2 separate regions of the Mus musculus genome follow, and region 1 is linked to region 2. A link is a loop called in an ENCODE intact Hi-C map of the cell type or tissue named here. Cell type or tissue: left cerebral cortex. All regions are shown on one strand. Each heading gives the region's core, and the rest is flanking DNA. Links, peaks and the distances in the headings are about the cores only.

Evidence for each region. Hi-C counts contacts between places; a loop is a spot of excess contacts. Peaks named below come from ENCODE experiments on the same cell type or tissue, not always from the same donor. Only the 100,000 strongest peaks of a DNase experiment are listed, where the experiment ranks them.
Region 1: a loop joins it to region 2, with 4 times the contacts of the local background. A loop is called at or near these places in 2 of 42 quality-filtered maps.

Annotation. Positions count from the first base shown.
Region 1 is chr15:28,102,635-28,117,735 of GRCm38, reverse strand. No RefSeq gene overlaps it. Among named protein-coding and RNA genes, the nearest start is that of Gm31458, 44 kb to the right of the region's middle. In left cerebral cortex, for the core only: no CTCF peak of the experiment used is centred there; a DNase peak (open chromatin) is centred at 7,609; H3K27ac peaks cover 289 bases.
Region 2 is chr15:28,018,460-28,033,560 of GRCm38, reverse strand. Trio (triple functional domain (PTPRF interacting)) reads left to right here and starts at 7,713. Exons shown (of 57, transcript NM_001081302.1): 1 at 7,713-8,221. The coding sequence starts at 8,065. In left cerebral cortex, for the core only: a CTCF peak has its summit at 7,378; DNase peaks (open chromatin) are centred at 7,516, 8,606, 8,938 and 9,903; H3K4me3 peaks cover 3,341 bases; H3K27ac peaks cover 2,821 bases.

The DNA of each region.
Region 1 (15,101 bases), core at 3,042-11,041, 85 kb before region 2:
AGGCCACAGCAACAGAATAGGTGAACTTGCCAATAAAAATGAGGACAAGCAGACAAAAAGTAAGGTTTCTTCCTTCCATGTTTTCCCCCACCTCTGGGCTGCTACCAGAAGGTATTGTTGGATTTAGGGTGGGTTTTCTGGGGTGACTGCGGGGAGGGGGTAGTGAGTGGGATGCAAAGTGAATAAACAATAAAATTTATATATATATATATATATATATATATATATATATATATATATATATATATATAAAATCCTTCATCCACAAGCACCGAAACTTGGGTTCCAGTTGATTCCCACTACAGTCCAGTTGACAATTAAGATTAACCAGCACAAGTATCAAGGCATTGGAAGGCCAGGCACAAAGAACCATATAGTAAATGGTTCTACTCTAGGAAATACCCAATCCAGATAAATCCATAGAGACAGAGAGGGGGATTCTTGTTTACCACGGACTGGGAGGCTCTAAGAAGTGGGAGAATCTGAGGTGATTCCCAGTGGGCATGGGATTTCCACCTGGAGTGATGAGATTTCTGTAACTGGATAGAGCTGAAATGGCATGAAACTTCGAATGTACTTAAACTTCCCATGATAATGCGCTTCCACACGGTTACATCCACATTTCCACACTGTCTCATCCACCAGTATCATGTCTGTGAATTATTTTACCACGACTCTCTTAGTTACTGACCTGTTGCTGTGCAGAGACACCTCAACCAAGGCAACGCATAGAAAGCTTTTTTCATTGGACGCTCGCTTACCGCTTTAAAGGGTTAGTCCACAGTTATTATTTCAGGAAGCAGACAGTCACGGGGCTGGAGCAACAGCTTCCAGCTTCACATCCTGATCCACAGGCAGCAGGCAGAGAGACAGACAGACAGACAGACAGACAGACAGACAGACACTGGGTTTCTGAAACTTCAAAGCCCACTCGCAGCAACACACCTCCTCCAACAAGGCTACATTTCCTAATCCTTCTTAAACAATTTTACTCTCTGGTGACTAAGCATTCAAATACATGCGCCTATGGCTTCATTCTCATTCAACCCACCACAACAAAAGAAGTCCCATGCATGTGTGTATATGTCTGTAGTGTGTCTTTGTTCACATGGACTAATACACACGTGTGTCAGGGGGTAAAGGTCAGCATGGATAGGTTCCTCAATCCCTCTTCACCTTATTTTGGAGAAAGAATCTATTGTTGGACCTGGAGCTCATTGGATCTTTCTAGGCTGGTTAGCTAGTGAGTACCAAGGAGCTACCCATCTCTGCCTCCCAGATGCAAAAATTACAGACAAGCACTGCTATGCCCAGCATTTAGGTGGGTGCTGGGGGGGGGTGTCAAAACTCAGGTCTCCATGCTGGCATGACAAACATGGCATAGATTAAGCTATCTCCCTAACCCTAAGAGATGCTACATAAAGAAAGAGAATGAAGACAACAAAAGTAGACATCCTTCTATAAGTATGAAAGAAGTAGGTCGGGATTCTAACTGAGGTCAACAAAATTATGAACAGTGAACAAGTATATTAAAAAGTAATTCTGAGAGACTGCCTCATCTGGTGATCCATCCCATATACAATCACCAAACCCAGACACTTTTGTGGATGTCAACAAGCACTTGCTGACAGAAGCCTGTTATAGCTCTCTCCAGAGGGGCTCAACCAGTACCTGACAAATACAGAGGTGGATCCTCACAGTCTACCATTGGACTGAGCACAGGGTCCCCAATGAAGGAGCTAGAGAAAGAACCCAAGGAGCTAAAGGGGTTAGCAGTACCATAGGAGGAACAACAATATGAACTAACCAGTACCCCCAGAGTTCCCAGGGACTAAATCACCAACCAAAGACTACACATGGTGGGAGTCATGGCTCCAGCTGCATATGTAGCAAAGGATGGCCTCATCAGTCATCAATGGGAGGAGAAGCCCTTGGTCCTGTGAAGGTTCTATGCCTCAGTGTAGGGAAATGTCAGGGCCAGGAAGTGGGAGTGGGTGGGTTGGTGAGCAGGGGGACCGTGGACAGGATAGTGGGTTTTCAGAGGGGAAACCAGGAAAGGAGATAACATTTGAAATGTAAATAAAGAAAATATCTAATTAAAAGAAAAGAAAAAAAAGTAATGCTAAAGACAGAGGGAGGGATTGTTGGAGAATAAGGGGTGAACAAAGTTGGCTCTACCACGGAAGGCAAGGCTTGGTTCCACTTTGAGAGCTCAAGAACTTAATCCATGGTAAATGGGGGAAGAGGAGGGTACATGAGCACACTGGTTGATGTGAGGAGAGTACCTGCCAGTCTCCTCTAAAGAGAGAGACGCTTGGTACCCACTCTCAGTACTTGCATCTTTGTGGGATTCTCTGAAAAAAGAAAGATGTCTCAAGGACTACTTAGGAAGAAAGAAAGCACATAGGTGAGACAGAGACAGAGAGATAGAGAGGCAGGCAGAGAGACAGAGGGAGGGAGGGGGCAGGCAGAGAGAGAGAGGCAGGCAGAGAGAGACAGAAACAGAGAGAGACAGAGACAGAGAGACAGAGAGGCAGGCAGAGAGACAGAGGGAGGGAGGGGGCAGGCAGAGAGAGAGAGGCAGGCAGAGAGAGACAGAAACAGAGAGAGACAGAGACAGAGAGAGACAGAGACAGAGACAGAGAGAGACTGACAGGAGCGTGCAGGTGGCTGAGAAATAACTGAAAAGAGGCTTCTGTCATCACCAGAAAACACAGCATCACCTTGAGGACTGAGATTGCTTTTCTGAGTGCAAATGGAGCATGATGGTATCCGAGATTGTTTCGAGTAAGGAAAGACACCTGTGACACATTGCAGAAGTCAGGCTGTCCTTCTGCACATTTGAGTGATGAGTCTAAAATCTCACTCCTCCAGATACTGAGGAGAAGATTTGATCAAAATGTACTACAATCGGGTATGAAATTCTCAAACAATGAATTTTGGAATAAATTCTAGATCACCGACCTGAAGATGAAGCAATGTTTCATGAAGCTGGCAATCTCGACTGCATATGATAGAGTCACAGAACAATGTCCAATCTACTGTTTCTCCACCAGTGTGATTTTTGCCTCCAAGGACATATCTGGCTACATCAGGCAACTATTTTAGGTCTTACAACTGGTCTGATGCTACAGGCTCTAGGGTGCATGCCAGCTAAGCATACCACAGTGCACAGGGCAAACCATCCTCAATAAAGAATGAATCGGTCTCCAGTGTGTCGAGAGCTATGGTTGAGAGATCACAGCCAAATCCAAAGTCCGATCAAGGCACTCATTTTCTCAGAGAAATGACTTCCTCTTAGCTCGGCCTGCCTCAGATTTAAATTTTCAAGGTAATTGGCCTGCTGACTACATTTGGGTGGCAGAGACAGCCTGACCCCAGAGTCTGCTTCTTAACTAGGTTTGCCTGTGCGACATGGCCAGTTAAAGTAAAGACTTTGTACTTTGGTTCTAGGAACCCTACATGAGAGGCTCTGGGGAGTTCTCATGGGAGCTTCCCTTCCCTCAAACTACCTCAGGTCCAGGACTCCATATCAATTCCTTTGAATGAAGATTTCCTTCCCCTGGGAATCAACCTTTGGGAAAACAAGTAGGCATGCTATTCTGTTTTTAAAAGATGACTCTGCATCATAGTCTACCATGATAGTGTTGTTCAACATGATGCACTGTTGAACGTGGATGAGGAGTTTGACCTCCAAACTCCCCACTATGCTCATCTGTAAGATTCATTGTTCACTCTGCATATGTTACAGGTCATCTTAAAGATTACATGAATGTACACCAAGCCCTTAGAATACGTCTGTCACGTAGTAGGTACAGCATATAGTTGCCAACTGTGTTTTCAAACATTCATGGGGAAATCTGAATGGACCCTTTAAAAAAAAAGCATGGCAGAAAAATCAGCCACAGAGCGAATAATGCAGCTTCTGCAGATTCTTTTCAAGTGAAACAAACCATTTGAAACTGAGCATTAATAAGAAGCATTAATGCGAACTTGAGTTGAAAGTGTGAGTGACGATTAACTTGGTTGCCAAGGAGACAGTCCAGGTTGGAAAAAAAAAGCATATTGTTATGGAGGTCAACTCAGAGTCAAGAAGCAGCCCATCACACTCTGTCCTTTTGCCACAAGAAGACAGGAAGAAAATAGCCCTACACAGTGTTCAAAGCCCAAGCCTTGTGGTTTAGAGAGAAAGTCTCACATATTATCAAACACCCTACCTCATGCAACTTAGGACGTCCCATTAGCCCCATAAATTATACGTCTTTCACATATCTGTGATGGAAGGATGTGTGCCTTGACAAAAGGCACTGAAGAAATGAATGTGGACTTTTAATCCCACATTTTGAGAAGGGATGACGTCACCATGTTAGGAAGGCATGGCACGGGAAGCCTGAGGCCACTGGACATGCTGTATCTACAGCCAGCAAGGACAGACAGACAACTGATAATGCTCAGATCCCTCTTTTTCCATTTTTCATTCAATCTGGCACCCCAGCCCCTAAGGTGGTGCTGCTGTCCACGTGCAAGCCAAGGATCGCTTTGGCATTTGAACCCTTCCTGGAAAAACACACGTTCAGGTGTGTTTCTTAGGTGAGTCTAAATTCAGTCAGTCAGCAAAGATGAACAGACACAGCCAAGAAGAGTGCAATAGTGTCCTACTAAGCAGTGAGCAGAGGCTAGAGCCGATGGGGGCTGAAGGTAAACACGGACAGCCGTGGTCTCTAGGATACTTAGAGCCCCCTACACACACCAATGTTAAATCGAAGAAAGATACTGTGCGAAATGGTTTTCTCCTTGCTGCACAAAAAGATCTGATAGAAGCAACCTGTCTTAGTCAGGGTTTCTATTCCTGCACAAACATCATGACCAAGAAGCAAGTTGGGGAGGAAAGGGTTTATTCGGCTTACACTTCCATACTGCTGTTCATCACCAAGGAAGTCAGGACTGGAACTCAAGCAGGTCAGAAAGCAGGAGCCGATGCAGAGGCCATGGAGGGATGTTCTTTACTGGCTTGCCTCCCCTGGCTTGCTCAGCCTGCTCTCTTATAGAACCCAAAACTACCAGCCCAGAGATGGTCCCACCCACAAGGGGGCTTTCCCCCTTGATCACTAATTGAGAAAATGCCTTACAGTTGGATCTCATGGAGGCATTTCCTCAACTGAAGCTCCTTTCTCTGTGATAACTCCAGCTGTGTCAAGTTGACACAAAACTAGCCAGTACACAACCTAAAGTGGGGAAGAAGAATTTATTGAGGTTTCAGAAGTCTTAGTCCACGACTGTGGGGAAGTTCTGGCAGAGTCCGTAGTGGCGGAAATGGAAGTATATAACTATGTGACCTCTTATCACAGCTGTAGACAAGAAGCAAAGAACACAGATCACAACATGAGACCGTGTCACCTTCCAAGCCCCATCCTAAAGGTCCCAAATCTATCAATTGGAACCTATCCTAGAGGTTCCACACCTCCCGGACTGAGCATCTGGTCAAGAACCGGGTGTTCAGATGCATAAGTCTGCGAGGAGACCTCACATATCAGACGATAGCAGCTGGGTGCTTCTCCTGAAAAGAAAAAAGGGCTCAAGGTGAGCCATGATAAGAAAGGGTTATGGGGGGGGGGGGTCTTGGTGGGAATAGCTCTGAAAAATTATTTCCTTATCATAGTCCTGATCAGGAATGGATTTTTCTAAGATGATGATGATGATGATATATATGTAACAAATTTAAAGTAATTCAAGTCATTGATGCCTTCATAACATTGCACAACCATCATCCACATCCAGAGAGTGTTCATAAGATGCTCCACCAGTAGTCACTTCCCCACCCTCAGCCACCAGAACCCTGTTTTCCATCTCAATGGACTTACCTATCCTGGATACTTCCCTATGGTCTCATGAGTCTGCTGCTTTTATTTAGCATGACTTTCAAGTTCTAGCCTGTATTTAAATGTTATTTCTTCTTGAAGCAAATTTTAAATTCTGTTATATAGATAGACGACATTTGATTTGCACCAATGCAGCAGTTAACCTGTGAGTTGTAACTCCCACAGGGACTCTACATATCAGATATTTATGTTATGATTCATATCAGTAGCAAAATTATAGTTATGAAGTAGCATCAAAAATAACTTTGTGGTTTGAGGGTCATCACAGCATAAGGAACTGTATTAAAGGGTCACAGCATTGAGGAGGTTGAGGACCACTGCATTGGAAGCTATTGCCAAACTCAAATTGAGAGACCATGGTGGTCTGCCTGGGCAGGAGAGTGGGGAGGGACACAGCAGACAGATTTAGGTTTCACACTCGGGGAGTGGTTGGTGTTGAGAGAGGAAGGGTACCAGGTCAGCACCAAGGTTGACTCTACGACTTTGCTGGGGGTTTTGAACGAGAGCAATCGAATCTGCAGTAGCTGCTTGTTAAGAAAAGAAGTTTGTATCCCCATCATAAAAGTCAGTTTATAATGGGGAGTGAGTTGTCTATAAGACTCAAACAGGCACGCTGGGTTCCAGGCTTCAGAAGGAATTCCCTGGAACAAGTGACAAGGAGGTATCAATGTACTGCTGGCTTGTCGTGCCTGTCTTGAAGGACATAGAAGAGACCCATCCTGTTCTTTACCTCCCTTTACTTAGAATCAAAGATTCATGTGAATGCATCCGATTTGCAAGCTCTGCCACGTGTCTTGAGTCCTGGTAACAGTTGAGGACTGGGAGATATGGTTGATTTTGCTCTGTGCTTTGGCCTATATACTAGCAAGGGACACCGTTTTAGAGATAGTATCCCAGAGATTCTGGACTGTTTTAAAAGGTACAGACCTGTTACAAAGGGCTTACAATTCAGCCAAAATAAATGTGAAAAAGAAAGAACACAGTTGAAGGAGTTATATGACCTGGATTTCAACACTCACTAGAAAGCCATAGTCATCAAGAGAACAGAAATGACAGAGGACAGTCAAGGAGAATGGAAGTGAAGGAGTCTAGCAATAGAGCCACAGATGGGATTAATTAGTGCTCCAGTAAAGTAACAGAGAATCCAGCAGAAAGAAGCTAGGCCTTTCGATAGAGGCTGCTGGACCAACTCAGCTTCATAAAGAAAAAAGATCTGTATCCTTACCTCACACTCATGCCACACAAAAAACCTAACCCAAGTGTGTCATGAACTTATAAGAGTTTAAGACTATAAAATTGTGTGTGTGTGTGTGTGAGAGAGAGAGAGAGAGAGAGAGAGAGAGAGATCATTGTGAGCTTACAGTAAACAAAAGCTCTTAGGATACACACACACACAAACAGAACCACTAACCGTCAAAGACATTTTCTCAACTCATGGAAGCTGAAGACTCCTCCTTTGTAACAAACACTATGGAGACCATGAAAAAGCAAGCCACCCAAGAATAGAAATTTCCATACATGCGTTCCCCTCCGTGGGCATGTATTAAGAACGTATAAAATGTTTATAGCTCAATTATAAGAAGGCAAACCACTCAGATTTTAAATGGGCACAAGATTTCCACAAACTTTACTGAAAGGGATATGCAAATGGACAACAGGCACATGAAAAGCTTCGCAACATCATTAGTCATCAGAAAAATGCAAATGAGAAAGGCTCAGCGAGCTAGCAGCGTACACCCACTAGAGTCTAAAATTAAAGAGGCTGGCACTGAAGCGCTGGTGAGGAAGTAGAGCGACTGGGGGTGGGAATTTGCTTTGGAAAACAGTTTGGCAGGTTCTTAAAAAGTTAAACATCCACTTAGCATATGACCCAGGAATTCTGCAGCTACATATCTACTCAAGAAAAGTGAACGCATGTTTATTCAAAAGATCTGAATACGAATGCTTTCAGTAGCTGTCTTGAATGAGGTTGTGTTCATCTCTACACAAAAATACTTCTTGGCAATATAAAAGAAAGAAAGAAAGAAAGAAAGAAAGAAAGAAAGAAAGAAAGAAAGAAAGAAAGAAAGAAAGAAAGCAAGCCTCACACATGTAATAACATCATGCATATCTCAGTAACTCTTGTTTAGTGACCCTAAGCCAAACGTTATACCCTACAGTTTTTCCTAGTGAATCAATAAGTCGTAAGGAATTTTGACATAGTTCTCTTATGTCTGCAGATGCCTCAGTGTTTTCCTCAATCATTTAAAGCACCCAACTGAACATGGTGACTCATCCCTGAAATCTTAGTACCAGCAGTACCTGGGGACACTTGAGTTCAAGGACAGCTCAAGGACCCTCTCTTTATATCTTATCTTCTGGATACACATACATACAGAGGGCAACAGACACACACACACACACACATACACACACACAGATAGGCAGGCAGGCAGACAGAGACAGCTCACTAAATAAATGAAATGAAATATCCTTGGTACACTGAGTTTTTCTGGAGTGTGCCAGAAGGCCATGGCAAAATTTGGAAACCATGAAGCTAAAAATTAATTTCCAGTGATTGAAGGAATAGTGACCACCCTGAGCCATCAAGAAATTTTCTAGATGATGGAATTTGGAATTTTAACTATGGTGCTAGTTACACATGTATGTGAACTTTTCGAAACTCACATAACATGGTATTCCCCAAATAGATACATTTTGTTGTACATAAACTGTACCTCTACAAGGATGACTTCAAATTAAAATTCAAAGGTGTCCATCTTAAGGATAAAAATTTATCTTGTGGACACACTCACGCTCTGCTTTCGAGACCCTGATTCTTGATTGCTTGAAATGGTCTCACCCAGCTGTGTCTGAGGAGCATTAGTGAAAACTCTGGTTTTTAAAAATAGGAAAATTTCAATTTGCCCAGTTTAAAAGAGACAAGCAGGAAATGAATGGCTGTCATTATATGTGGTGCAGCTGCTTTGCAGTAGCATTATCTTACAACATAAAGTCCAGCTAAAGACATGTGATTTAATGTAATAGATGAAACAGTAGCATCTTCAGATGTACACTCAGGGAAAACTAGTCCTTTTCAAGTAAAAAGCATGAAGAAGAACTTCTGAGAAAGATTCCTTTCCTTACATTTTCTCTTAAATTCCAAGTAAATCAGATGTGAGTTCATTTCCTTCTATGTTGCAGCCACTAAACGTTTGGGTTTCTGGTATTCCCCATTAAGGTTTGTGACCCAGAGATCTGCGACAATTTTTTAGCTAGATATTTTACAACCAACAATTTTTAATCTTTTATTGGGTTCTGGAGCTAATGGGGCTCAGGCAGGTGTTAATTCATTACACTCTTCCACCAAAGACTTCTCTGGGATAGGATAAATCTATGCTGCCTTTAATGTCCCCAAAGCACTCACACACACACACACACACACACACACACACACACACACACACACACACACATACACACACACACACACACACATCTCTGCGACATTTTCCCTGTGCCAAGGAACTCTTTCCCGGTCTCATACAAAGTTGAATTCTGAAGTTTAAGCTAATTGACTCTTTTCTTACTTGCACAGTTGACAAGACTGCTTTCATCCTGCATCAAACTCCAGGTCCTCCACACCAGCACCTCTGGATACAGATCCACTTTATTTTCTCAAGTCTCTTGCAACTTTCTTCATGCCCACTGGGCACCACAGGACATTCAGTGATTCCTCCCATTACCATGACTTCAGGAAATCTATAACTAAAGTGAGCTCTTGTCTCTGTCTGCCAGTCAAGGGGTGGGGAATGCATGTTCCTTCACAGCTATTCAGGGCACCCTCTTTCTGTCGCCCTGGTAGTATATGGTTTGTCTAATAAGCTATACAATTATGAAGAATGGGGATTTCTCTGAATCTTTCAATATAGGAGTTTATCACAGGAATCCAGAGGCCAGATAACAAACATGACTACTCAGGACAGACGATTTAGCACTATACTGTGCAGCTGGGGGCCAGCATGCACAGGGATCAGGGGCCACTCCAAGTTAAGAGGTGCTGAAAGTTTAAAATATCTTCCAGATTATGAAAGTTTAACTTCAGCATATAATATAAAATAGATCATCAATAGCTTTTATATTGAAGCTGAATATAGTTTAGAGGTAAGATAACTCCTTTGGCTATGCAAAAGTGTGAGCTCAACACCTTCCATTAAAATAATAACCAGTACGTTAAATTACACTTATCACATAATTCCTATGTGGGCCTTCAAGATGATGGCTCAGCAAGTATAGACCCTTGCATAGACCCTTGCTGCCAAGCCTGGTGACCTCATTGAGTTTGATCCCCAAGTCTCACGTGGTGGAAAATAAACTGACTCCCACAAATTGTTCATGCTGTCATGTTCATTGCCATGATGGCCATGGACTCTAACCCTCTGGAACTGTGTGAGCCCTAATAAACTCTTTCTTCTATAGCTCCCTTGGTTATGTTGTCTTTTCATGGCCATAGTAAAGTAACTAAGACAAGCGCTGCTAGGAAATTAAAATATCCATGAGGAATTTTCTCCGGGATGGAGCTGCCCTAGAACAAGCAAATCCCTTTCTTCTTCTACAACTCACTAACCTCAGGAGTGGATGGTGAAGTTTAGATATTACTCCTCCCAGATTGTATTTGCCTAGTGACTTGCCATAATCATATACACCAAGGAACCCTGGGATAGACTGCTCTCCAGTTGAAAGACCAGGGTCTATTCTCAACAATGCTGCTGTGTAGGCTTAGTTAAAGCACTAACCTCAGGGAGCCTCAGATCTCTCCATTCGTTAAAACAGGCAAAGGATATAGCTACCTGACTATTAAAGCCCCCTTTATGTTCTTTCTAAGAGGTCTGAGCCAATATGTGGGAAATATGTGGGTGATTACAATCTCTTGATTTAGTACAGATTCTTTGTCGCCTTTAAATCAAATTCTGCATGCCCAGCCCCCATTGACATTGTCCATAGACCCAGAGCTCCACTAGTTCATCAGTCTTCCTACAACAGCCAACTCAGAAGCTGTTGGATTAGAACTATTTCTACAGGTGACAGTGCAGGCAGCACAAAACATGTAAGATTAAGAAGAGCTTTGAAACTGAGCGGTCATGGATCCATTGCGAGTTATTAAGCAAAGGAAGAATTATCTCAAAGCAGTAATTATCTTCTCTTTCTCACTCATGTTTTCTTGGAAGCCATGCAAATCTTTTCCATACTGGCTCTACTGTGGTTACGGAGATAGACTTCTGACCAATGAACCCACTCCATAATAATCACAGACGCAAAAAAAAAAAAAAATAATAATAATAATAATAATAATAATAATCACAGACGCTAAGGCAGTGCTAGCGCACGTGGGGTCCACACATTTTGCAGCTGTTTCATGTTTTCAAGGAATAACTGCAATGGCTTGCCTACAGGGGAACAGTGAAAGCCACGTGGGCTAAAGCAGATCCTGTGACTCCTCAGGCCTCCAAGGTTTGCCACAGATCAACCACCTGACCGACTCCTGAGCTTAACAGCATGGAAAACCTGAGGTAGGAGGATGGCTGTGCAATGACCGTCCAGAATCTCAGTCATGAGCAGAGACTGCAGAAGAACCAGGAGGCCCCAGAGGATGCAGGAAATGACATAAGGAAGTGGGACTCCCGGACTCCGGGGGAATAGAATGGACTCAGATAAGCACTGGAGCTGACTGAGGGCAGTAGAAGCCTCCCTGGAAGGTCAGCAGGAGACAAAAACACAGACTCACTTCCTCCCCTTCCTGGGGCCATCCCTGAAGCTTCCTGCCAGGGACCACTTCCTTTCATCAGAGCTACTAAGTAAAAGCCAAGAATAATCTAAAAAAATGTGTATGTTTCGAGTGAATTGTTTCCCCTGTGTCTCATGGAAAGAGTTTCTTTAGCAGGAATCAAGGATCACTGGATCTTCAGTCTTGCTACCTTCTGGCTTTCCCTGATCAATGGTGAGGAGGCGGGAAAGGGCCTACACACATTTGGAAAATGATCGCTCCTGACCTGAAGCCAGATATCAGACTGAATAGTGAGAAGGAACATATGATGGAATGGGATGGCAAACCCCATGCATCAGAAAACAGATAAAAAAGTAAACACCATAAAAGAGGAAACAGAAAGGGAAAGAGAAAGGGAGGCCAGAAGGATGGAGGCTCAGCAGGTGAGGGTAGAAGTAAATAGTTCAGATCACACCTTGTAACTGAAATGAGAGCTCCAGGCATTTGTGTCCTGTGCCCTCATCTTGGAATAAAGTCCCCTGGGAAGGGAGAAGCTATATCAGGTGTCTTGGCAGCAGCATGTACCACGGTCAAAGGCTATAAGCTTAGCAACCCAAGAACTGGGGATTCTGTTCAGTCAACTTGACACAAGTTAGAGTCATTTGTGAGGAGATACTCACCTAGCTGAGAATAGAAAACGTTTCTATAAGACTGGGCTGTAGGCAAGCCTGTAAGGCATTTTCTTAAACAGTGATCAATGAGGATCAATGTTGTGGTGGTACCATCCATGGGCTGATGGACCTGAGTTCTATAAAAAAGCAAGCTGAGTGAGCCATGATGAGCAAGCCAGTAAGCAGCATCCCTCCATAGCCTCAGCATCAGTTCCTGCCTCCAGGTCCCTGCCCTGCTCAAGTTCCTGTCCTGACTCCCTTCAATGGTGGACTATGATGTAGAAGTATAGACCAAACAAACAATTTCCTTCCCATACACACTCACACAGACACACAAACACGCATTTAATCAATCAAGTAATTAATTAAGTAAATAAGTAGTGGAGTTTTTATTTTAAAAGAAGAGCATTCTCAACAAAAACAATAACCCACAACAAACCCCAGAATCATCAGGTACATTATTAGGGAACAGCATAGCAAGGAAATGTTCCAGAAAAGGTCCAAGTGAACCCGATTCTTCTAGATAGACTAGGCTTGCTCCAGTAACAACTACATCCTTAAATCCCTGTGACTTAATTAACCACAGCAGGTCTTTGCTTCCCACCCATAAGACATCTACTGCAGCAGCATCTTATCACCCCTGTGACATCTGGAAATCAACCCTCCCTAAGGTCTTCCAGTGTCTGATGGTCCAGCTCTTCCCTGGGCTGAGGCAGAATGCCTCCAACTTGCGATGTATCTGCCTTCTTCTCTCTGTCTGCCTATGTCTTAATTTCTCTAAATTTTTCAAAGATATCAATCTTATCATTAGGCCTATCGGTAAGCTCTTACTGGGTTATATCTACATCGATCCTGTTTCCAATCAAGCTCACGTTCCCAGAAAAAAAAAGGGGGGGGGGGGTTAGAATTTCAACACAATTTTTTATCAGGTCACAGTCCAATGTGTAACTCACACAAAGCCACCAAGGCAGGACAGAAGTCTACCATGGCATGTAAACTTGAAAGTCTGTCCCAGAAGTGAATTCAGTTACTCTTCCCACTGACCAAAATTGGCGTCTGGTGGTGGCCTCACTGTAAGAGAGGAAGGGGAATGTCAAGGCCCACATGGACATGAGCAGAAATCGTCATGACAGTGTTGTCTGTGATCAGCCACTTTATCCTTCAAGCCACAGAAAGCCACTGAATGGGGAAGTGAGCACACCAAAGGATGGAAAGCAAGGGTTTGAACTGGGGAAGATCGCTAGGAAGAAACACGTCCGGGCACCCATTGAAGATGCCATAGAAATCCTACACAGTGTGGGTGATAAGGCTCTGCAGCAGGGCAGTTCTGCTGAGAAGAGAGAAGGAAGCTGGCTATGAGGGTGTCTGGGGAGGTGAGAAAGGATTGTGTCTAGCCTCCAATTCCTGACGTCAAGATATTAAAGGGTTTGAGCCTAATGAATGCATTCTGCCTTCTAAATAGTTTGTCAAGTGCCATAAAGCTATCCATTTGGTAGCTCTCACCAAAGCCAAGGCAGACTTCTGTATTCAGAAACCAGGACAGGAGACAAAGGAGTAATTTCAAACCAGAACGCCTCTTGAGGACTTTGCCCCCTTTACAAGGGAATCACACAAGAAAAGAAAATTGGAAGAATACAGCAAAGGCTTTCTGTTTGTCCTCTGATGTCAGCCCTACAAGACAGGGCCACTCATGGATGAGAGAAAGGCCATCTGAGGCCAGCCAAGGCTACTCCAGATCCTTGCTGGAGACAGTGACTTCCCATTGATTCATAATGGAATTTTGTCCTTGAAGGGGAAAAGATATCCTCAAAAAACCTCCTGTAGGACACTGCCCTCTGCAAGACACACAGCTTTCCAGGGTGAAAGGTGTCTCTTCCTTCCCTCCCTGTTTTCACATTCATTTCTGAGGAAGACTTACATACTCAAGTTTCCTTCCCATTCCAATATGGCCTTTCCAAACCCATTAGCCTGTTACTCAATGCTGAGGGGATTTTTGAAGCACAATGCCCAGTAGAATTTATTCCTCAAGAGAAGCCACAGCCCCTGGAGGGAGACAAGTTGAGGGTCCCTCCCAAGTGGTACAAGTTGTGCAAAGGCCTAGGGTTGTATGCAAAAGCTTCTGTCTGTGTCGTTAAGGGTTCAACTCCCCGATGGGATGATTTCATGGTGGTGTACATATGCCTTCTTTTTTAATTCCCTAATTTATATTTTGAGATCATAATATAATTACGTAATTTATCCCTTTCCTTTTCCTCCCTCCATACCTTTCTATGTATCCTTCCTTGTTCTCAAATTCACAGCCTCTTTTTGTTTTCCTTAATTGCTGATCCATACACATACACACACATGACACACATGCAGTTTGTCCCTCCATCTTTCTGTAATCCAGAAATTTAACTTTCAATCCAGTATAACATTGCCCAGACTACAACAATCCTGTCCCCCTGCCTCCTGCATGGAGGGACTGCATCCAACTGCCCTCTGCTTACAGAGGCAAGTGATTCTGTCCCAATCTCGGTCCAGTAAGCAGTTTTCTAAACATACCAGAAACCCCCAGAGTCAGTTAGAGCTCAATACATTCCTTAAGAGTTTTGGAATTTGAAAAAAAATACTCAACGCTTCGAAAATGTGTCTGCTAGGATTCTGTCTCGTGTCACCCCCATTTCCCACCCAAACTCAAACCCCTCAACTTCCCTGTTCCAAAATTGTTTCTACTAAACCTCATTGCACCGAGCAAAATCAGGTCAGGAAAGCCACTGTAGAGCACAGCCTTATGGTGGAAGATCAAAGGCAAATCAGATGGAAGAC
Region 2 (15,101 bases), core at 3,384-11,383:
TGCTTTTCTTCCTGGTAACTTTCAATGGCCTTTTCCCTTCTTTATCTGGTATTACTCTGAGCTGATGCTCTGCTAAGCCGACAGTCTTCTCTAGGAGGGATTAAGGGATACAGGTTTAAGGTGTTAGGGACTCCTGGGTGTATTTATCCCTTGCTGAGAAATTCTGAAGACCAAAAGTTGGTCAGGGACAGTGGATCTTTCTCAGTAGGATTTCAGATTCTGCAACTGTAGCAAATGTAGAAGGGGGGAAAAACACAGTATCAATTTGGAGTTTTTAAAGTTACTTGCAGGGAAGTGGAAGCCAGCAGTTTTGGACATTGACCAGTTTGAAGATGAGCCAGTAAATACAAAGAATGAGCCTTCTAATGCTCATTAATATAATAGTTTATATAAATGTATATAATACTGTTCTCATTTATATAACAGTAATAACAAAACTCAGCAAGATCCAAGGTTAAGCACATTCCAGAGCTGAAGCTCCTTTTATCTTTCCATTCTGGTATTGTTGCTTTTTCTCTGCTACTAGACCGAGTCTTCCATCAGTTAATAGCCCAAAGGCAGCCAGGCAGTGGCACAGGTACACACATATACACATGCACATGCTGTCTTGGTGACTTTACCCATTGCTGTGATAAAGTGCCCTGGCAAAAGCAACTTAACAAACATTAAGGATCATTTGGGTCACAGTTGGAAGTTATCAATTGAGGTAGGAAAATCACAGCAGCAGGAACTGGAGACCGTGGGTCACATTGCAACTGCAGCCCAGGAGCAGAGTGATGAATGAATGCACCCAGATCTCCCACAGGCATGCCCAGAGGCTTGTCCCCCGAGATGATTCTAGATCTCCTCAAGTTCATAATTGAGACTAACCATAGTACACATATGTACATCTTTCTCTCTGTCTACTTCACCATCTACCTCCTATTTGGCTCTGTCTACCCAGCTTCCCCAGCTTCATTGCTCCTAACCCCCTCTTCTGCTGGCTTTGTATATTCAGAGGTATTTCAAATGCTGGAAAGAACAATGGTATTAAAAACATTTATCAAACAATCTTGAGAGTCAATGAGCGATTTTTGGGTCTCCATATTTTTGAAGGGAGATGCAGAGCAGTGCAGGCTGGTCTCTACCTTGGGCCTTTCCAGCTTTGTAGCTTTATGGTCCCCCCCAACCAGAGAAGTCTAAGAATGCAGATTTATCTGGTTGTTTTGCTGAACTGACTTAGCATGACTCTTGCATATGGAGAGGCCAAGGTTCTGAAGGTTAGCACCTCTTCGCTCATGTTCCTTAATCTGGCTCGGCACCAACTGGAGAGCCATGGATCCACCCATGCCTGTACATTGTGAGCACTCACTCTCTGGGTTCACACCCTTGGTGAACTAGGCAAGTCTAGAGGCCCATGGTGGTCTATACCTCTGAATTCAGATTTGTAGCTATGAACAATTTGGATGCAGTTGGGATATGTTCCTTAAAGGTCCATGTGTTGGAAGCTGGTTCCCAGTACTGAGAGGTCGGATGGAACCTTTAAGAGACATGCACTAGTGCAAAATAACTAGGTCACCAGGCACAGCAGTTGTAAGTTAGTATAGTTCTCACGGGACCCAGGCTAGATCTTTGGAGAGGGTTCCATAAGAGATCAACGTAGTTACCTTCCTGGGATCCCTGTCTTCTTCTTCTCACACAGGCTCAAGTTATGACCCCATCCACTGCAATATCATGTAGCCAGGGTGCCTCACCAGAGCCCAGACTAATGGGACTATCCGATCCAGATTCTAGACCTTTAAAACTGTGAGCAAAGCAATCCCCTTTCGCTCACAAGAAAGCCAAGAGTAAGTATCAGGTTATAGTAGCAAAGAGCAGAAGAATCCAGGTTCTACACTGTGGCCAACAGTTGTACCAACTGGAGGTTTCCACAACGTGTTTTCATTCACATCTATTCCTATAGCCACTTGTTAAGTTGAATTTCCTACATTCTTTTGTTCCTTTCTTTCTTTCTTTCTTTCTTTCTTTCTTTCTTTCTTTTTATTTATTTATTTATTTATTTTTGGATGTCATAGTCATCCAACAAATACTATCCACAAGATGACTCTGTTCCTAAAATAGCAGAGTCACTCCAAATAACCCCAAAATACTAGATATGTGTAGTGGCCTATGTATCAATTTTCTGGGGTTACCACGACTGTGAAGTACTATGAACCAGGAGACTTTAACGATAGAAGTTTATCACCCCAGGCTTCTAGAGATCTCAGACTTCTTTAGTCTACAAGTCTGAATCATACTTGGGCAGGGCAAGGATCTTTCTGAAACCAATAGAAAAACCCTTGCTAGGCTCTTCGTTGATTTGTTGATTTGCCAATAGCTTTTGGCATTCTCCAAGTTTGCCCTCAGCAGGCCACCCTCTTACAAGAATATCACTTGAGCATGACCCCAAACTTGAATAATCACATCTGTCATGGCCTTATTTCTAAATAGAGTTGCATTGTAAGGTATTCAGAGTTATGAGTTTAGCATACTTTGGGGGAGGGGGGGGAGTGGGAGATATATAGCTGTACCCATATCAACTAGGATACAAGTTAAGACATAATATTTATATTAAAATACATGCAAATGAATGAGAAGAAGAAAACATTTCACCTTCGTTTAGAAGAAAAGACTTTCCAATTCAAAGACATGTTTGCTGTTCGATGGCTTCTTGCAGTCACCTCCCAGACTCTCAAGGAAGTAACTGTCTCCTGCTTTTTCACTCACCTCGAAGAGTTCCCTTGGTGGGAAAAAAAAATACGTGAGAAACATCAATAAGGGACCCATAGGAGCATGGGCCCATAGGAGAGGCTCAGTCAGCAATGCTGGCTACACAATCATGAGAGCCTGAGTTCAGATCTCTAGCACCTACATAAAAAGGGGGACGGGGCTGGAGAGATGGCTCAGTGGTTAAGAGCACTGACTACTCTTCCAGGGGTCCTGAGTTCAAATCCCAGCAACCACATGGTAACTCACAACTGTCTGTAATGAGATAGGATGCCCTCTACTGCTATGTCTGAAGACAGCTACAGTGTACTTACATACAATAATAAATAAATCTTTTTTTTTTTTTAAGCCACTTACATGGTGATTTTGTACTGCTGATCCCAGCACCGGGGAAGTGGACACAGGAGGATATCTGGAGCTTACTGGGCAGCTGGTCTGGCTGAATCAGTGACCTCCAGGTTCAGTGAGAGACTACACTGCAAATGTGTGGTGGGGGTGATAGGTCAATGAAGACAACCAACGTGGACTTCTGAACTTCATACACGTGTGTGCATAGCGCAACATACATGCACCCACACCCATATATGAACTGATTGGCCTAGTAAGGAAGAGGAGGCTGGGTGGCATACAGTTTAACACCAGACATATCAGCCATGTGACCGTGGCAGGGTCTTTATTTTCTTGTCTTACAACCAGTCATTTTCTTGCACCATATGCTCTGCTTCATAGTCTCACTGTGGCCCCTTCGTCAGTATGCTGGTGTTCCTAAAGGTTGGACTCAAAGGACAAAGAGCACACAGATGATAAATCTGCCCTTTTCTGCTTGTAGCTCATGGGGATCAGTACCCAGTTACATGAACACCAGAGTTGGGAAACACAGGTTTTTAGCGGGGCTTGATGTCCACCAAGGAGAACAGCACTGTCTCTGTGGCTGTTGCACTGTCTACCACAGCTCATGTTGTGCATTTTGTCTCCTGTCTTCAGGCCTCATATAACTCCAGGTACACAAGAAGCACACTGGCATCTGCATGCCAATTGCAAAGAATTACTTCATCTCCTAGGCAAGACGTTGAAGACGAATCTTGGAAATCATAGAACGTGGCACACGATTAAGTACCCAAATGACTGATGGGCAACTCAGAGCAGGGAGAGATCAACTTGAGTCATGTAGGAGCTTCATGAAAGCAGATGAAACTGGAGCCGGATTTTGAAGGTTGGGTAGGATCAACAGCAGCTGTCGTGAAACCCTGTTTAGATCTCCCTGCACATGCTCAGATGTCAGGGACAGCCTGCATGTGTGTACCATACTCACACAAAAATTCTCTCTCATTCCTTTCTTGGTCGGAGTACCTGAGATAGAAGAATTGGGCAGAATTTCTATTCCTAGAATAGAGATCTTTTCTTGCCAAATACACCCCAGTCATTCCCTGCCCATTCCAAGCCCCAAGGCCCGGAGCAGTAATGTGACTCCCTTGCATTTCTCTTAAGACCATCTCCCAGAACCCTGAATCTGACCCACCCAGGAACCTTCCAAAGGGAGTTAGCCTTCCCCATCTGTCACTTCCTAGGTTCAGCACCAACAAGCTGTCAGTCAGCATGAGACCATCTAATATATCCTTCTCATTCAAAACATCTTCATTTTCCCTCAACGTTTAAACTTCTCTCCACAGTTTTATATACCAGCCCAAGGTGGGAATTATTATGGGAAGGATACAAAGAAAAATGTTGGCACTGGCTTTGAATTTTAAGAGACGCTTTTAGAATCTCTGGGAGGGAGAACTGAAAAAGAGAAGTTTGTTGGATACTAAAAGCCATTCTCTTTAAGAATAGAAAGGCTACACCGAAGCTAATAGACAAAGAAGAATAAATGAAAAAATACTGGAGTTCAAAAAGGATAAATATTGTTTCATGGGGTTTGCGGGTAGAGATGGGTAGCGTTAAGTCTTAAAGTGAGCCTCTAAGAAAGCCTGTGTCAGGAGGTCTTGAGGATCTAAGACTCTGGGTTTGGGTTGGGACTGAGCACCACAGTGAGCAGCTGAGTATTTCCCCTGATGGCTGCCAGCCGACCCAAGTTCCCATGAGTGGGTAAGGCACACAGTAAGGACCAGCCTCAGCAATGCCCACAATGTAGCCTCAGCAATGTCTACAATCTGGCCTCAACAATGCCAACCATCTAGGCAGGATGTCCAGGTTACAGGAACAGATATGCCAGCATGGTTCTTCATGTTCAAGGATCGGGTACGTTATCTATATTTTTCACTCGGAAGCCTCTGGGAGCTATGTAAAGAGAGAAAGAAGTTATCGATATGAATTAAGAGAAGCATCGTCAACACACCTGAGTTGAAGAGCTGTGAGATTGTGGACTTGCTGACTTGAATTACTTTTGTAAGAGGCTGCTCATCTGATTAAAAGTAAGCTTTAAATATACTTTTTAATCTTAAAATGAGATAGACATTTACTAAGAAGTTGTGGAGAGAGCTCCCATGAACCCCAGGTCTAGTTTCTCGCTTACTATGGATTTGGTGTTATTGACTAATACCCCAACACGCTATTCAGATTTACTCAGTTTAAATCTCAGGAGTTCTTTTGAGACCCATCAAGACCACTACACTGAGCCAAATGTGGTGGCACACAACTGATTTGTTTGTACTTACACATCTAGTAAACGTACTTGGGAGGCCCATGTAAGAGAATGGAGAGTTCAAGGCCAGCTTGGGCCATGGATGGAAAACCTGTCACAGAACAAAACAACACGAGCAAACCACCACACTGCACTGAGTTCTAACACCATCCCATGGTTCTCGCAGCATTCTACAACTATCTGTTTGCCTTTTCTTATTTTTGCTGACCTTGAAAGTCTGGGAGAGTGCTGGTGAGGTAATTTATAGGAAGTGCCTCATTCATAGGATGCTGTTATCTTCATTTGGAGCTTGGAGTTTTGGAGGGGAGGCACAGGGAGGAACACTGCCACTTTTATTATATCTAGAACACAGTGTCAAGGTGACTTACTGATTCTTAAGTTCACCTTGATCAACGGGCTGGGGCAGAGTAATGGTTTCTCTGTTAGAAAGTTCCTTACCAGTTTTGTTCTCTTTGGAAGGTAGTGTGCAGCCTGTACCCTGCGAGAGGGGAGTTCTGCTCTGTCTCACTCGGGACAATCTCTACCTAAGTTACTTGTACTTCTGCCTTTGTCACTTCTACCCCATTTGCTTATTCCTTTACATCAGTATGGACTCAAAAATATTTATTTATTTTTTTTGCTTGTAATCAAACAGTGCTATGTTGTCTTTCTGAAATTGTTCTGGCTTGGGCCATGAAGAGCTCTTTCGACTGTTTCCTTTGTGTCCTGGGTAATCTTTTTCTGTGCTGCTTCCCCCCCCCCCCCTTGGGAAGTCATTTCCTTACCTTCTGGCACAACAGGGTGCTCATGTTAAATACTTCCTGCCCCACTACCAGAATCACCCATTTTCCCAAAGAGCCTGAATTCCTTTAATTGGAGGAAAGTATTAAAAACAAGATCTGAGAACCATAGAAACGCTCCATCTGTGGTAAAATACTTACTCTGCAAGCATGGGAACCTGAATTCAGTTCCTCGGTATTCCAGCTTTTTACTGCAGCTTGGGCACTAGGGAGGCAGAGATGGGAGGATCTTTATGTATTGCTAGTCAACTGTCTAACTAACCAAGGAACTCCAGATTCAGTGAGAGACTCTGCTCCAAAAAAACTAAGGTGAGAAGTGGATGACTGAGTTAGACACTGGGTACCTACCTCTTGTATTCATATAAACACAGACCCAAAACACAAATGTCGATAGTGCGTGCAGGCACACATGAGAGGCAGAGAGACAGTCATCAAAACGCTAGGTGTTTCCAGGGCCAATTAATTGACAGAGCAAGAAAATACAGGCATATGTACTATCATGCGGTCCAAAATATAAGCACACAGCTGTAGATCTTTACACACACCTATTGCAAGGTGAACACAAATTCCTATGGGTGTCTTCAAACTTCATCCTGACCGAAACCAAGCCTTCTAGCCCTTTTCCCTTGCTTGTCTGAGACTGCCAAGGGGAAAAGATCTGGTGGTCACTTAATCATCGTTCTCCCGTTAAACATAGGTGCGGGGTGTAGTTTGATGGAATTTGTTGATCTGTTTTCTCCTGCATGTGATTCTCAATTACCCGGCGCCCATTCCTTCACTGCACTCATCTTGCAGCCGTGACATAAAGCAGAATTTGATATTCCACACATCTGATTTAACGTACATTTTCTTTAAAAGTCCCTTTCCTCTGGTCTCCCCTGCCTCCATCATCTTCCCACTACATCTGGGTAGCCTGAGGACCCAGCACACTTGGGAGATGGGGATTCCCCGCAAGCACCCCCTCTCTCGCGCCTGCTTTTTACATACAAGGAGACGGTAGACTAGAGCAGATAATCTGTTTTCACTGCCTCTCTGCTCATTCAACAATTATCCCGCCCCTTCTACATGCCAGTGACAGCGCTGTGCCTGCGAAGGCCACACCAGCTCCATATCCTGGTCGCTCGGCCCCGCGGGTGACATAAATAATAATGAAAACGCTCCAGCGCTAGGACCGCTTGCAGTGCAGGCGCGAGAGTCCTGGCAGGGGGCGCAGTGCCCGTCCTGGAAGGCCAGTGTGGCTCGGTCACACTTGTTCCTGCTCCTCCCAGGTTTGGAGCAGCCCTGGAGGAGGAGACCTGGCCCGCTCCACGTTCTCTCTCAGCCACTCCATTTCGCCCTCCGGGCTCCCAGGCGCGGCTCCGCCCCTCCAGGACCCGCCCACAAAAGGCCCCGCCCACCAGCCGAGCCCACGCTCCGGCCGCTAACGAAGCTCTCCGGAAATTCCCGAAGCCCCTCTTTTTCCTTCCTCTCCTTTCCCTGCTCTCCCTTTCCTTTCACCCGGGCTCCCTCGGCCGTGATTTCTCCCTCCCCCTCCTTCCTTCCCCGTCGGAAAGCAAGATGGAGGCTCGCTGCTGCCGCCGGCGTTCGTGATCGCGGAGCTTCGCAGCCCCGGCCCCCGCCCTCGCGTGTCCGCGCCGCTGCCCGTGCCCCGGCCGGCCACGCCGAGGCCGTGGCTCCGCGCGCCCGCTCCGCGCCAGGCTCGCGGCTCCCGGGCGGTGTCCTCGTCTATGTGGGCGCGCTCCTCGGGCCGAGCCGCCGCCGCCCGCCGCCCCGGGGCTGTGCGTCCGCGCGCCGGGCGCGGGCAGCTGGGTGCTCGGCGCCGCCAGGCCAGGCGCAGGCGGCTGGGTGCGCGGAGCTAGGGGCGCGGGGCCCGAGGCGGGCTCGTCCGCCGCCGAAGCCATGAGCGGCAGCAGCGGCGGTGCCACCGCCCCGGCCGCGTCCTCCGGCCCCGCGGCAGCGGCCAGCGCGGCGGGCTCCGGCTGCGGGGGCGGCGCCGGCGAGGGCGCCGAGGAGGCCGCCAAGGACCTAGCCGACATCGCGGCCTTCTTCCGATCCGGTGAGTACCGCGGTTGCCCCGCGCGCTCGGCCGGCCCGGCGCGCCCGGATCTCCGGCCCGGTATAGCCCTGCGCGCTCTCGTCCCTGTCGCCGCATCGGGGCTCTGCGATCCACGCCGGCGTGTCAGGTTACCCACGCCGCCCTTGTGCTGCGGCTCGTCCCGGGCGCCTTCACTCGCTTTCCCGGCGCTCGCCCCTCGTGCCAGGCTAGACACCCCTCGGCCTCCCGTTTCAGCGGCCACGGCCCCGCGGGTAGGGGCGCCGGCTCTTTGTCTCTTGCTGGAGGGCCGAGGAGGCGGCGGCGGGGACGGCGTGGGCGGAGGCCGGTGTCCCGGAGGACGAGCTCACCGGGACCGGGGACAGCAGCTCTGCCCTGTAATAGCTTTTGGGCCGCTGGTAGCTGGACCACCAACCCCATTATCAGCGAGTGTCCCGACTCGGGGCTCTAGCCTGTCATCCAGCCTTGGTGTACGGTTCTGTGAAACGGGGCAGCCATCGCACCTCAGCCCAGGAACCGAGGACGGTGGCCGAGCTGAGGCGGCGGTCGGGTCGAGCCATTGTTTCTGGGGGAGGCCCGGGAAGGACATCTGGGACCGTGGTGGCCCTTGGGAGAGGCGTGGGACCAGGGCTGGCGGGCACTGCGTGGGTGGCGTGGACCTGGAGGCAGTGAGGGGCAGTTTAGGGTCCGCTCTGGCGAGCCGGAGGTGGCCGAGGAGGAGGCTAGCCCGGAGCCCGGCGGGCGGGAGGGGCGCTGGTGTGCTGCGCAGGGGGCGTGACGGGGCGTCCCGGGGACCCCGGTAACGGCGCCTCCTCCAAGCCCGGCCCGGCCCAGATCCCGCGCGAGCCCGGCTCGCGTCCGCGCGTCCCTGCGTGCAGTCCGGTTTGCTTGCGCGTCCGGGAGGCGGCGGAGGGCAGCGGCGGCCGGGGGCCTGCAGTTCGGAGAGCAGTCCCTGGCCGGCCAGGCTTGGGAGTGAGGATGCAGACTCCGCGCTGGAGAGCCAGAGAGGGCGGCCCAGGTCAGGATCCGGACGGACGGGCGGGCCAGGGAGGGCGCGGGGAGGCTGTTTGCCCGCCTCCGGGAGGACGGAGAGCCTCGGGGTCTGGTGAGCGGCCTGCACCGGGGTGAGCGCGGGAGGCTGACAGCTCAGGGTCTCAGTGGCCTCTTTCAAAGTCAGGTCCCAAACTGGAAGAGATCAGGGCCGCAGTCCAGGTCATTAGGAGCTAGCAATTGAAGCGACCAGCCTTGGGCGAGGCAGATAACTTCTGGGCCGTTAGACACCTGGTTTAGTTCTGTCTTCTTGATCTTTGTCTGGCAGGGTTATTTTTGATTCGTCTTAACCGATTGGTTATGAAGAGAAGTGACACGTTCCGTCTCGACTGTGTCAACTTGGGTTTAGTGTGCTCTTTCCAGCTCTCCCTCTCCGGTGAGGGCCTTGTAGAAAGCTGAGGTTTAGAAAGACATGAACTCCTTCAAATGAAAGCTTTAACGGTTTTTAACAATGTATTATTTATTTTTTAGTGTGTGACTGGCTGGAGGCATGGCCCAAAGCCACCATTCTTTCTTTTTTTCCATCACCTGTCACAGACTAAATGGTTTTGTGCAGAATTCATCTTCCCAATGTTCTTGCGTCCTAGAGGTGGATTTTTTTTTTCCCCTTATGGCTTAATGCACAGTTCAGGAATGACTTGTTTCCAAGATTCTCCAAAGACATGCTGGTCTTGATTGCCTCTCTTCACTCTGGGCTCTGCTCTTACTGTTCGTAGTCCTGGGTAGCTCGTTCGTTTTAGAGTTCCTGATCAGGTAAAGCCGCTTACTGCCTTGTTTCCTTTATTCCACCTCCAAAGTGACTTGAAGGAGCCAGCGCAGATTTTCAGTTGGTTTCAGAGTTGTCCCATCCCCCTTTAGAATTTCATTTCACCCTCCACTCTGAATCCTTGCCCCAGATCTCAGTGGTTGGCATGTAGGCTGGTGTGTCTAGCAGAGGATACCTAGGGGCTGGTCAGTTTGAAGCATAGACATCATGGTTTTAAGGGTGGCCTTGGTTGGAGACCTCCTGGAAAGAGATCAGTTCAGGTAGGAGCCCTCCTGGAAAGATTTGATTGACTGTGAATAAGGAGGAGTTGTCAGATCCATCTCTTCTGTCTTCAGGATGTGCAGACAGGGAAAATCCGTCCCTGTTGACTGGGAGGCAAGGCACCTTCTCCAAGGTCCCTGAGCCTGGTCCTCAGGGCACGTTCTATTGCTTACCTTTTCCTTCTCAGTCCTGTAGCTGTAGTTATTTGGTCCCCTCTTCTGTTTATCCCTTTCTTGCTTCTTTATTAAGCTTTATTTTTGTAGCCATAGACTGAAAACTGGTACCCATGGTTGGATGGAAGGGACAAGCTATCAGCTCAAACAGAACTTTTTAACAGAGAAGCTCAAAAATAGAATGAGCTACTGTGTCACTTCCCCCACCCCATCGGTGGAGGTGTGTGTTCAGCAGAGAGGCTGCCACCTGCCTGCATTCAGGTGGGTGGGTGCTGGGGACTGGATGTCTACCCCGAGCATGGAGGAGATTGCCCTTGGGGAGTGCTTCTTTCTGTAGGTTTAGTTCCTTCAGAACTGTGGGTACCCACACATTGTTTTTTCAGCTCTCTTGAAGTCCCAGGGCATAGTTTCCTTTTCATCCAACCATGGGTACCAGTTTTAGTCTATGGCTCCGAGAGAGAGAGAGAGAGAGAGAGAGAGAGAGAGAGAGAGAGAGAGAGAGAGAGGCACAAGCTTAGTAAAGAAGCAAGAAAGGAATAAACAGAAAAGGGGACTAAGTCACCCAACACCTGTCCCACTAAGGCTCTCCCCTCTTCTGCTGCTGTGGCCTTCTCTGCTAAACACTCTACTAAAGGAAGTTCCTTGTTCATTTTGGCAATCCTGACCAACTATACTTAGGCTTGGTCTACAGTGGCAAGCTGACTGGTGCTGAAGTGGGTTGAGTAGGCAGCCATCAGGGTTTTTGGTTTTGTTGTTGTTTGTCAGTGGAATTTGAACTTCACCTTTCTTTGTTCAGAATGGGACACTGAAAAAAAAAAGATGAGGAAAATTTCAAAACTAAACCAAAACAAAGAGCTGTCACAGACTGGAGCTGGACCAGCTTTTTTTTTTTTTTTTTTTTTCAGATAGGGAGTCAGACTTACAGGGAGCTCCTGTGACTTTCTCCCAGAGTGCAGCTGGGTAGGGATGGGATCAGGGCTGAGAAGTCTGATAGGACACCGGTGCTCCTTCCTGGATGCCTCTCATGGCCAGGATGTTGCTTACATTAGTTCTCACCGCCCCTGGGACCAATCACTTTTATTGCCAATCTATTTTGGGTCCCTGTCCTTGTGGCAGTAAATCATTCTTTCAGAGCTCCGTATTTAACCTTGCAAGACTGTGTGCACAGGCTGGGGAGGGGGGGGGCACTTACATAAATGCATTATTTTTAACCTGCCTGGCATGCTTTGGTTGGCGTTAAATGAATGCGTGTGGAGAACAAAGGTTTGTGGTTCTTCTGAGGCCACCACGCTGGGGTTTCTTTCTTAGTAAGTCTCATTCTGGGTGCCTCTGCAGCTCCTCGCTTACCGAGGGAGGACGACGCTTACCGAGGGAGGACAACGTGAGTGTGTCACCTTGGGAGGGAGCAGCATGCAAGCTTTTTTTATGCGTTGATGCGATGGTTTTCATATGGAGGATGAGGAAGCTTTTCTTGATATTTATTCTCTTAGTACCGAGGAAGTGGCGGGCGTCAGATTCGAGTTCTGAGGCTTGGAAGCTGTGGTCATTCACGTACTAAACAGAGATTGTGTTCTCAAGAAGGTCCCTGGTACCCTGAGTGTTTTGAGGAGGAAAGCTTGGGGGCAGGGGAGTGGGGATGCTCTGTGCTAGTGTGTGTTGGTCGCTCCTTTTTAGGTGTCACGGCTAGCTAAGCTGTTTCAGAGGAAAGTAAGGAGTCTTCCATCAAGACATTGCAAACTCACTCACTGAGGTGGGATGTTACTTGATTTCCCCCCCCCCCCCCATGCTCTTTTAACTCTCTGAACTTTTCGCCAAGATTTTAAAATGAAGTCTGTGGTGATGTTCAAAGTGAAAGGCGTATTAATTGTGATTTTTTAAAAAAAGGTATGATTAACAAAATACAATTAAGGTACTTTTAAAAAAGACTTTTTAAATGTTATGATGATGGATTTGGATACTGGAAAGCAAGAGGTAACGTTTGAAGTTATCGACTTAAATGAGCCATAGCTGATACTTACTTTGTTTACTTTATTCCTGCGCCGAAGAAAATAAAATTTTAATCTCATATTCTTGGCAGGATTCCAGAGGGAAGTCATATTCTTAATCAATAGCCACACTTACCTAGAAAAATCACTTATGTTGATAGGAGCGAGCTGTGTTAGACGATAAAAAGCAGTAACGGTGACCTTCCAATCCTTCATCAGCTCTACAGTGGCGTGGCCAGGGTTACCTTGAGCGTGTTATCTTGACAGGACGGCAGGAAGACAGGTCCTGCTCGGACACTGAAGGAAGAAAGCATTTGAGTGGCACTTCTCTGAATTCCTGTGGAATGTCTTTCCTGCCTGGGTGTCCTTTCCCTCATTCCTGCTTCTCTTGTCCTTTGGTGAGCTGGCAGGGGCCGAGCCATCTGCCTGGAGGACAGGTGTGCTTTGCATCTTCACTTTATTGAATCAGATGCAGCGGCCAGGAGAGGTCCACAGCTGGAGCAAGACCCTGGCTCCCTCCCAGAGTGCTCTTCTTTCTTTTCAGAGTTCTCAGAGGAGGAGCTGTCACCAAAGGAGTGGCACAGGAATGGCCATGAGGAGCTTTTCTGTGACCACTGCAGAGCTGGCTGCTTTATCACATTTTGGCTTAGTCCCTGCCTGTGTCTCTGAATTGATAAAAAGCAGCCTAAGGCTGTGGGGGAAGGCCCTACAGGTGTGGGTGTGTGGCTGTCACCTCTGCTTTCTGTCCCTGAGTTTTCCTGATTTCTGGTGTTAGATTCTCCTTCCTTTAAAGTAACTTTGCCTTACCTAACTCTCCACCAAACCCCTTCTATACTTCAGCTCCCTGCTGGCTTAAAGAGACCAGTATCTCTAATAGGCTGTCCCAAGGTTGTGATGTGATTAGGCCTTACACGCAAGACCTCCTTGTTTATGGGAAATCTCCCTCTGAACATTTATGGTTAATCTGTAAATGTTCATTTGCAATTCTTAGTCAATAGTAGACACATTAAATTTCCTTCATAACTGTGTTTTGACTTCATAATTTCCCCTTTCTATTCTTTATCCACCTAAGGAAGCCCCTTAAGATCCAAATAAGGAGCCGCCTGCTTTCTTGGGAAAGTTTATATTGCTTGTCACAGAGCTGGTGAGAGATGTTCACTTGGGCTGCAGTGAGCAGAGCTGCAGGAAGAGGGTGACCTCTGGAATTGTCTCTCTCCAGAGACTTTGCCCCCTGTGGAGTGTTTAGTCTGAGGGCCACATGTGCTCTGCAGGCCAAAGATCTTTTGTTGACAAATGTACTTGACTTTTAGCTTCCTAGCTCCTTGTCTAAGATCCTCTTGGGAGGGGATTACAAAGTCACCTATAGACAAGTGTGATGTACTAGATATATCACCCAATTTGGTTTTTTTCTCCGAAAATAAAAGTTCCTTCCTGGGTTCCCATGAGAAGTGTGCCTTGCGGGAAGCCATCTGGTATGTAAGTAAGAGGTAAGATTGGTGGCTTGAAGCACGACTCACCAGTATTGCAACACTGGCAGCTCTGATTGCTGCTGCTCTGAGTTTTCCCGCTCTCGTGACTTTTACTGCAGTGCCTCTGTACTTCTGGCATTGAACAAGCTTTCTAGGGATTTGGAGATGGGCTGTTCCTGTCTTCCTGTTTGCAGATCATCCTCTTTGTATCGACTTGTCTCATATTCTGATGAGGAGAAGGGAAAGATGGATGGTGGAAATCCACAAGATTTTTAGCAAAATGGAGCTCTTCTTAGTAATTCTGGTTTTGGGGATACTGGATTACATAGATTGTCACTGTTCATGAAGAGAGGGAACCCCAGATGAGTCCCCCTTCTGTGTGTGTCTGTGTGTGTGTGTGTGTGTGTGAGAGAGAGAGAGAGAGAGAGAGAGAGAGAGAGGCAGAGAGAGAGAGACACAGACAAAGAGACAGAGAAAGTGACTCCCCAAACATACCTATTATTCTGAATACTGCATAAGAGCCATTAACACCAGCCCTGCCCTCCAAGAAAAGCTGGCTGTTTGTTAGTATTCTCATTCACTGGCCACTTGGTGCTGTGATTTGCCAGGTCCCATGTAAGATGTCTCTCTCTCTTTAAAACTCAGATCTCCTCTTCAGCATGTGGTGTGGTTCTGGGTTGCAGATGTCTCTGTCAGCTTCTTGTGCCCCAGGTCTCTCTTATAAAAATACCTGTTCCCTTTATTTTCCCAACCTCTGTTGGGCAAGTAAAGGGGCCTCACTGTATACCGCATCCTGTAGAGTCTGGACTGTCATTTGAAATGTAAGACATAGATTCTTGGGTGTTGATGGTCAAAGCTATAATTCCACAGTGTAGTACCAAGTAAAAGTTGACTGAAAGGTTCTAGGATACAGCAAGTGTTTCCCTGTGTTGGTTTGGGCTCTGTAATTTAGTTTCTGTGTCTCTTTCTACCTAATTATATCGCATACTACTTTTACACAAATAACACAAGTAGCCCCACATTGCCAAGGGAGGAGTATGGCTGGCTTGGTTTACTTGACTCACATCTGTTGCAGACCATGGGGAAGTCTTGACTGACGTATTGCTCCCGTGTCTTTGGCTGTCTGGACTGGGTGAAAGTGCTGGGAAATGTCTGTGGCTATGAATGCAGTGTTGGCAG